Regions from separate parts of the Homo sapiens genome. Here region 1 is linked to region 2. The links are chromatin contacts, found by Hi-C or POLR2A ChIA-PET in ENCODE. All regions are on one chromosome and are shown on one strand. Each heading gives the region's core, a stretch centred on a gene start or an enhancer-like site at or near the end of the contact. The rest is flanking DNA. Distances are from core to core; before and after follow the strand shown. Region 1 overlaps VSTM2L (V-set and transmembrane domain containing 2 like). Region 2 holds the start of SPAG4 (sperm associated antigen 4).

Region 1 (2,862 bases), core at 270-2,769, 2.3 Mb before region 2:
GGAAGCAGGGCGCCTCCCAAGGCCACCAGCACATATTGAGGTAGACAGCAGTAGAATTACAAATCTAGGGAGATTTAAGGAGAACTAAAATATTCTGGCACTTGCAGGATTGTGGGAGTTGAGCAGGTTTCCCCAGTGGAATTCCCGCCTCCTCTTCCCACATGTCTGGGCCACAAGGAGTGAGAGCAGGTGGGAGGGAGGGAGGCAAGCGCGGGAGTGTTCAGGGAGCCAGAGATAGGGCAGGGGCGGGGGCAGGGAGCCAGGAGCCGGGAGCAGGCACACAGGCGTCCCGACGTCTCTACCGATACCATTTATTTTCATTCTCCCCAGTACATCCTGCAAAGCTAGTGGGGTGAGCCCATTGCACGGATGCATAACGAGGCTCAGAGAGGCTGGAGCGGGGCAGGATTTGAGCCTTAGTGTCAGATCCCAAAGCCGAGGCGCATAGCCATCCTCTGCTGCCGGGAGGGGCTAAGAGGGAAGAAGTGGGGGAAGCAAAGGAGGCTGCATCAATCACAGGGATGGATTTGCTCCAGCACGCCAGAAAGGAGCAGCCTCAGAGCCACTGAGGAGAAAGAACAGTGAGGGCTGTAAGGGGCGCTGAGGGTGGAGGCAGGAGGGCCAGGGACATGAAGGACGGGGCAAAAGGGGAGGCAGAGACCAACGGACAGGGACAGATGGAGGCAGGCACTTGGGATGTTCCAGAACAGAGGCTCTGAGGGTGCCCAGTGGGTAGGGTGGTGGTGGCCCCACCCTGACCAGAACCTGGCCTCGGTCAAACCTGACCCCCCACCCAGGACCTAGTACATGCCCCAGCCCCAGCCCCTGCCACCCCTGCCCAATCGTGTCTGCGAAATTCAAGGAAGCAACAGTAAATATGTGGGCTCCGGAGTCAGGCTGACCTGGATTTCAACCCAACTGCACCTCCTCAAGGTAGGTGAATCTCTGAGCTTCTAGCCCGGTTTCCTCATCTGTAAAATGGGTGCTGTGAGCGGTGCTGCAGTGACATCACGCAGGCACACAGTGGGCTCCCGGACAGGATCAGGCTGCTCTCCTGTCACCTCCTCACGTAGCCTGGCTCTACTTGAAGAAGCTCCTCCTTCTTCAAGGCTCCGGGCCCCTTGGACTTATTAAACCCTAGGGCTATTCTAGAACCAGAGAATTCATGGCTGAAGGGGTTGGGCCCCACCCCAGGACCTTGGCGCTTAGTGTTCCCAGAGCCTGGGAGGGAATTTCACAGGCCAAGAGCACAGAGCAAGAAGGCAGCAGCGCGGGTGGGGCCCGGGGCTTCCCGCACTAGCTGGAGGGTGTCTGAGGGCCATGGAGAGAGGAGCTGGTGGATCTGGGCCCTGTCCCAGGGGCCCTCAGCCGCTGTCCGACCGCCCCTCCCTCTCCTCCGCTGCCTGCCGGGAGACCATTAGTGAAGCTTTGTTTTGAGCACTATTTCCACTATCCTGCGCTCTGGCCGCCGGGCCTCCATTAGGGACCCTTTCCCGGACCGACGACAGGCGGCAAACAGCTCCCCAGCGAGCAGGCCCTAATTGCCGCCGCCTTCAACGCCGGAAATGATTTTTTTAAAACCTCACAAAGCAAAACAGACACCCCGCCGTCAGCTCTCCGCCTTCCCCACCTCGGGCCCCAGCCTGGGGGCTCTGAGGAAGGAGGGGTCAGTCAAGACCCCACCCCCATCCCAAGAGACACCCTTAAAATGCCGGGCTGGGGGAACATAGGGTTGGGCTCTGCACCCTTGCTTTGAACTAGGTGTGGGGCCCCAGCTCACCACGCCTCTCTAAGCCTCAGTTTTCCCCTCTGCAAGGTGGGCGTGTTGAATGGGAGCCCGATGCCTGCTGCGGGCCGTGCGATGCGGCTCTGACAGGTCATGTGCTTCTGGCTTCTCTAAGGGGTCCGTGGAGCACAGGGGAGCCAGGAGCCGGGAGACGGGAAGAGAGCACGAGGGGCAGAGGGAACAGCCAGGGAGAGAAAAGGTCTGGAAGGAACTTGGTGTGTGCAAGGACTAGAAAGGAGGCCAGTGTACACACACACACAACACACACGCATACACACAATACACACACACAAAATACACACATACACACAATACACACACACATACACATACACACAATACACACATATACAGACATACCCACACATACATACACACACCCACACATACACCCACACACATATATAAACACCCCACACACATGCACACATACACCCATACCCCACACACATACACACAGATGCACACACCCACACACCCACACATATACACACAGACACCACACATACACAGATATACACACACATAGACATATACATGCACACCACACAATATACACACACATACATGCACACACCACACATACACACATATGCACACACACCACACACATACACACACGCACACACACATTCGTGCGCGCACACACACACACAATTCCCTCTTTTTCTGATCCCACGTTCCCACCCTCCCTGGATACCGGCCAGCCCCAGCATCCCATGAACCACAAACTCAGCAAGGCTCACACCAAACTCAGCGCCTTCCCGGGAGCAGCCTCTCCTGTCCGTGCACGCCCGCATCCAGCCCCAAGTCCTGCTTCAGCTCCCCATCTCCACTCACCACGGCCAACCCACTCCGACGCCAACCTGGCCGTGCGCCCTCCCCACTCAGAAGGCTTCCAGGGCTGCCCCCTTCTCCAGGGGTAAGACCAAACTCCAGAGCCGATTCTTGGAGGTTCCAGCTGCAGCCTGCTTTTCTAAATACATGCACATGGTTCTCCACGAGGCCTCTGCCAGACCCAGGCAGCCAGGCGCAGCTCCACTCTGGCCTCTGGAGTCCCCTCTCAGCCCCAGCAG
Region 2 (2,700 bases), core at 111-2,610:
GGTCGGGAGAAGGTCGAGCGGCTCCTCAGAGACTACTGGAGACCCAGTCGGTTCTGCGGGAACCCAAGGGCTCCACTGGGGCCTTGCGGACCACAGACCTATTTTCCCCTCGAGACCGGGCCGCAGATTGCTCAGTCCACAAGCCAGACAGCTGGGAAGTCTCTCACAGGCTTTGGTCCCACCGCAGCCCTATCCCGGCTCCAGCTCCGCCCTCTGAAGCCCCGCCCCTCAGGGAGGCTCCGTCAAGAGTTGGTCTCCTGGCCGGGCGCGGTGGCTCACGCCTGTAATCCCAGCGATTTGGGAGGCCGAGGCGGGCGGATCACCTGAGGTCGGGAGTTCGAGGCCAGCCTGATTAACACGGAGAAACCCCGTCTCTACTAAAAACACAAAAATTGGCCGGGCATGGTGGCGCACGCCTGTAATCCCAGCTACTCGGGAGGCTGAGGCGGGAGAATCGTTTGAACCCGGGAGGCGGAGGTTGCGGTGAGCCGAGATCATGCCATTGCATGGCATGGGCAACAGGAGCGAAACTCCGTTGCAAAAAAAAAAAAAAAAGAGTTGGTCCCTCCCCCAAACGGATGACCCGCCCCCAGCCTTAGATCTTGGTGGAACCCAATTGTCCTGGGAGCCACTCACGCTAACATTGAGGCCGCGCCCCCTCAGTGGCACCCAACCACAAGATTTTCCCCGCCCCTTCCCATAACCGTCCAGGACACCGAGGCTCCGCCCCTTAAGGGATCTCATTTAGCACCATCCCTTTACCCTACAGGACCCACCTTGTAGGAGGTGCCCAGATATCATCTTAGCCCCGTCCCCGCCCAGCACCGCCCTTTAGGCCCCGCCCCCTCCACTGGCTCACCCGGGGTCGACCCCGCCCGCACCCGAGGCCCCGCCCCTCACGGTTGCCGCGCCACAGGCTGTCTGCCAGTTGTGGCTCCGAGGCGCTGGCTTCTGCTGAGAGCTTCCTGCCCATGTGGTTCCTCCGGGCACTCCCGCGCTCAAGGCGGGCTCACCGCAGCTCGGGCCCCGGGCTCTTCTGCCCTCGGGCTCCCCAGGCCCGGGCTCCGCTGACCGGAGCCCTTTGCTGTCCTCCGAGGTGATGCTCATTGAGCTGTTCTCGCTGAAAAAGTTGGGCGTGTGCTTGCGCGAGGACGAGGCCGAGCCCGGGCGGGAGCTTCGCCGCATCCTGACCCCCTGCTGCCTAGTCACTGACGCTAAAGCCGCCGCTGCGGTCGCCAAGGCCCTGGGGCCTCCTTCAGCCGCTGCGCGCCGCGGGGACCCCACGGACCCTGCGTGAAGTCGGCAGGCCCCGCGGCCGCACCTGCCCTCCCGCTGTGTCCCGGCCGGCTGCTGACGTCACAGAGGAGCCTCGGTCTCCGCGGGCTGCCCTGGCCGCGCGTCACGGAGCTGGCCGTGACGTCACCTGGAGCCGTAGCCATGGCAGCCTCTCCTTCTGACTTTGTTGTTGTTTAAGAGACAGGGTCTTTCTCATTGCCCAGGCTGGAGTGCAGTGGCCTGATCATAGCTCATTGTAACTTCGAACTCCTAGGCTCAAGCGATCCTCCCGCCTCGGCCTCCCAAAGCGCTGGGAGTACAGGCGTCAGCCACCGCGCCCGGCCTCTTTTACAGCAAGCGATGATGTCACAGCACTTCCCAGAAAACCCCATCTAAAATGGCACTCAGTCTATAACAGTTTTTTTCTTTCTTTCTTTCTTTCTTTCTTTCTTTCTTTCTTTCTTTCTTTCTTTCTTTCTTTCTTTCTTTTTTTTTTTTTTTTGAGATGGAGTCTCATTCTGTTGCCCAGGCTGGAGTGCAATGGCGCGATCTTGGTCCACTGCAACCTCCGCCTCCCGGGTTCAAGCGATTCTCCCGCCTCAGCCTCCTGAGTGGCTGGGATTACAGACATGCACCACCATGCCTGGCTAATTTTGTATTTTTAGTAGAGACGGGGTTTCTCCATGTTAGTCAGGCTGGTCTTGAACTCCCGATCTCAGGTGATCCACCCGCCCCGGCCTCCTAAAGTGCTGGGATTACAGGCATGAGCCACTGCGCCCAGCATTTTTATTTTTATTTTATTTTTATTTTTTGAGACAGAGTCCTGCTGTGTCGCCCAGGCTGGAGGGCAGTAGTGCAATCTCGGCTCAGTGCAACCTCCGCCTCCCGGGTTCAAGCGATTCTCCTGCCTCAGCCTCCCGAGTAGTTGGGATTACAGACACCCGCCATCATGCCTGGCTAATTTTTGTATTTTTGTAGAGACGGGGTTTTACCATGTTGGCCAGGCTGGTCGTGAACTCCTGACCTCAGGTTATCCGCCTGCCTGGGGCTCCCAAAGTGCTGGGATTACAGGAGTCAGCTACTGCGCCTGGCCTCTTTTAAAGCAAGTGATGACGTCACAGCACTTCCTAGAAAACCCCATCTAAAATTGCACTTAGCAAATACCAGTTTCTATCCCCCTTCCCTGTTTTGTTTTTCTCCTCAGCACGTGTCACTAACATGCTATATATTTCATTTCTCTCTTTCTTTGAGATGGAGTCTCGCTCTGTTGCCCAGGCTGGAGTGCAGTGGCATGATCTCAGCTCACTGCAACCTCCATCTCCCGGCCTCAAGCAATCCTCCCGCCTCAGCCTCCCGAGTAGCTGGGACTACAGGCTTGCGCCACCACACCCAGCTAATTTTTGTATTTTTTGTAGAGATGGGGTC

The links. Hi-C counts contacts between places; a loop is a spot of excess contacts on that map. ChIA-PET counts read pairs that join two places held with the same protein, here RNA polymerase II (POLR2A). Pooled maps may share reads with other maps.
Region 1: a loop to region 2 is called in a map with no recorded cell type, with 8 times the contacts of the local background. The contact joins the enhancer-like site here to the promoter of SPAG4 in region 2. A Hi-C loop is called at or near these places in 1 of 37 single-sample maps with no recorded cell type and 2 of 50 pooled maps. POLR2A ChIA-PET finds 5 or more read pairs at or near these places in 1 of 52 experiments (activated B cell).

The regions. Positions count from the first base shown.
Region 1 is chr20:37,913,694-37,916,555 of GRCh38, reverse strand. The region is part of intron 1 of VSTM2L (V-set and transmembrane domain containing 2 like); the gene reads right to left. It overlaps LOC124904896 (a long non-coding RNA gene), which reads left to right. Exons shown (of 3, transcript XR_007067576.1): 1 at 1-933. Among named protein-coding and RNA genes, the nearest start is that of VSTM2L, 12 kb to the right of the region's middle. RefSeq lists enhancers at 648-1,495, 1,496-2,343. Within about 2 kb of position 1,519, at least 4 of the 41 ENCODE cell types and tissues checked have a DNase peak (open chromatin) inside an H3K27ac peak, as active enhancers do.
Region 2 is chr20:35,614,489-35,617,188 of GRCh38, reverse strand. SPAG4 (sperm associated antigen 4) reads right to left here and starts at 1,360. Exons shown (of 12, transcript NM_003116.3): 1 at 882-1,360; 2 at 1-53. The coding sequence starts at 1,185. RefSeq lists an enhancer at 1-154 and a silencer at 585-1,314.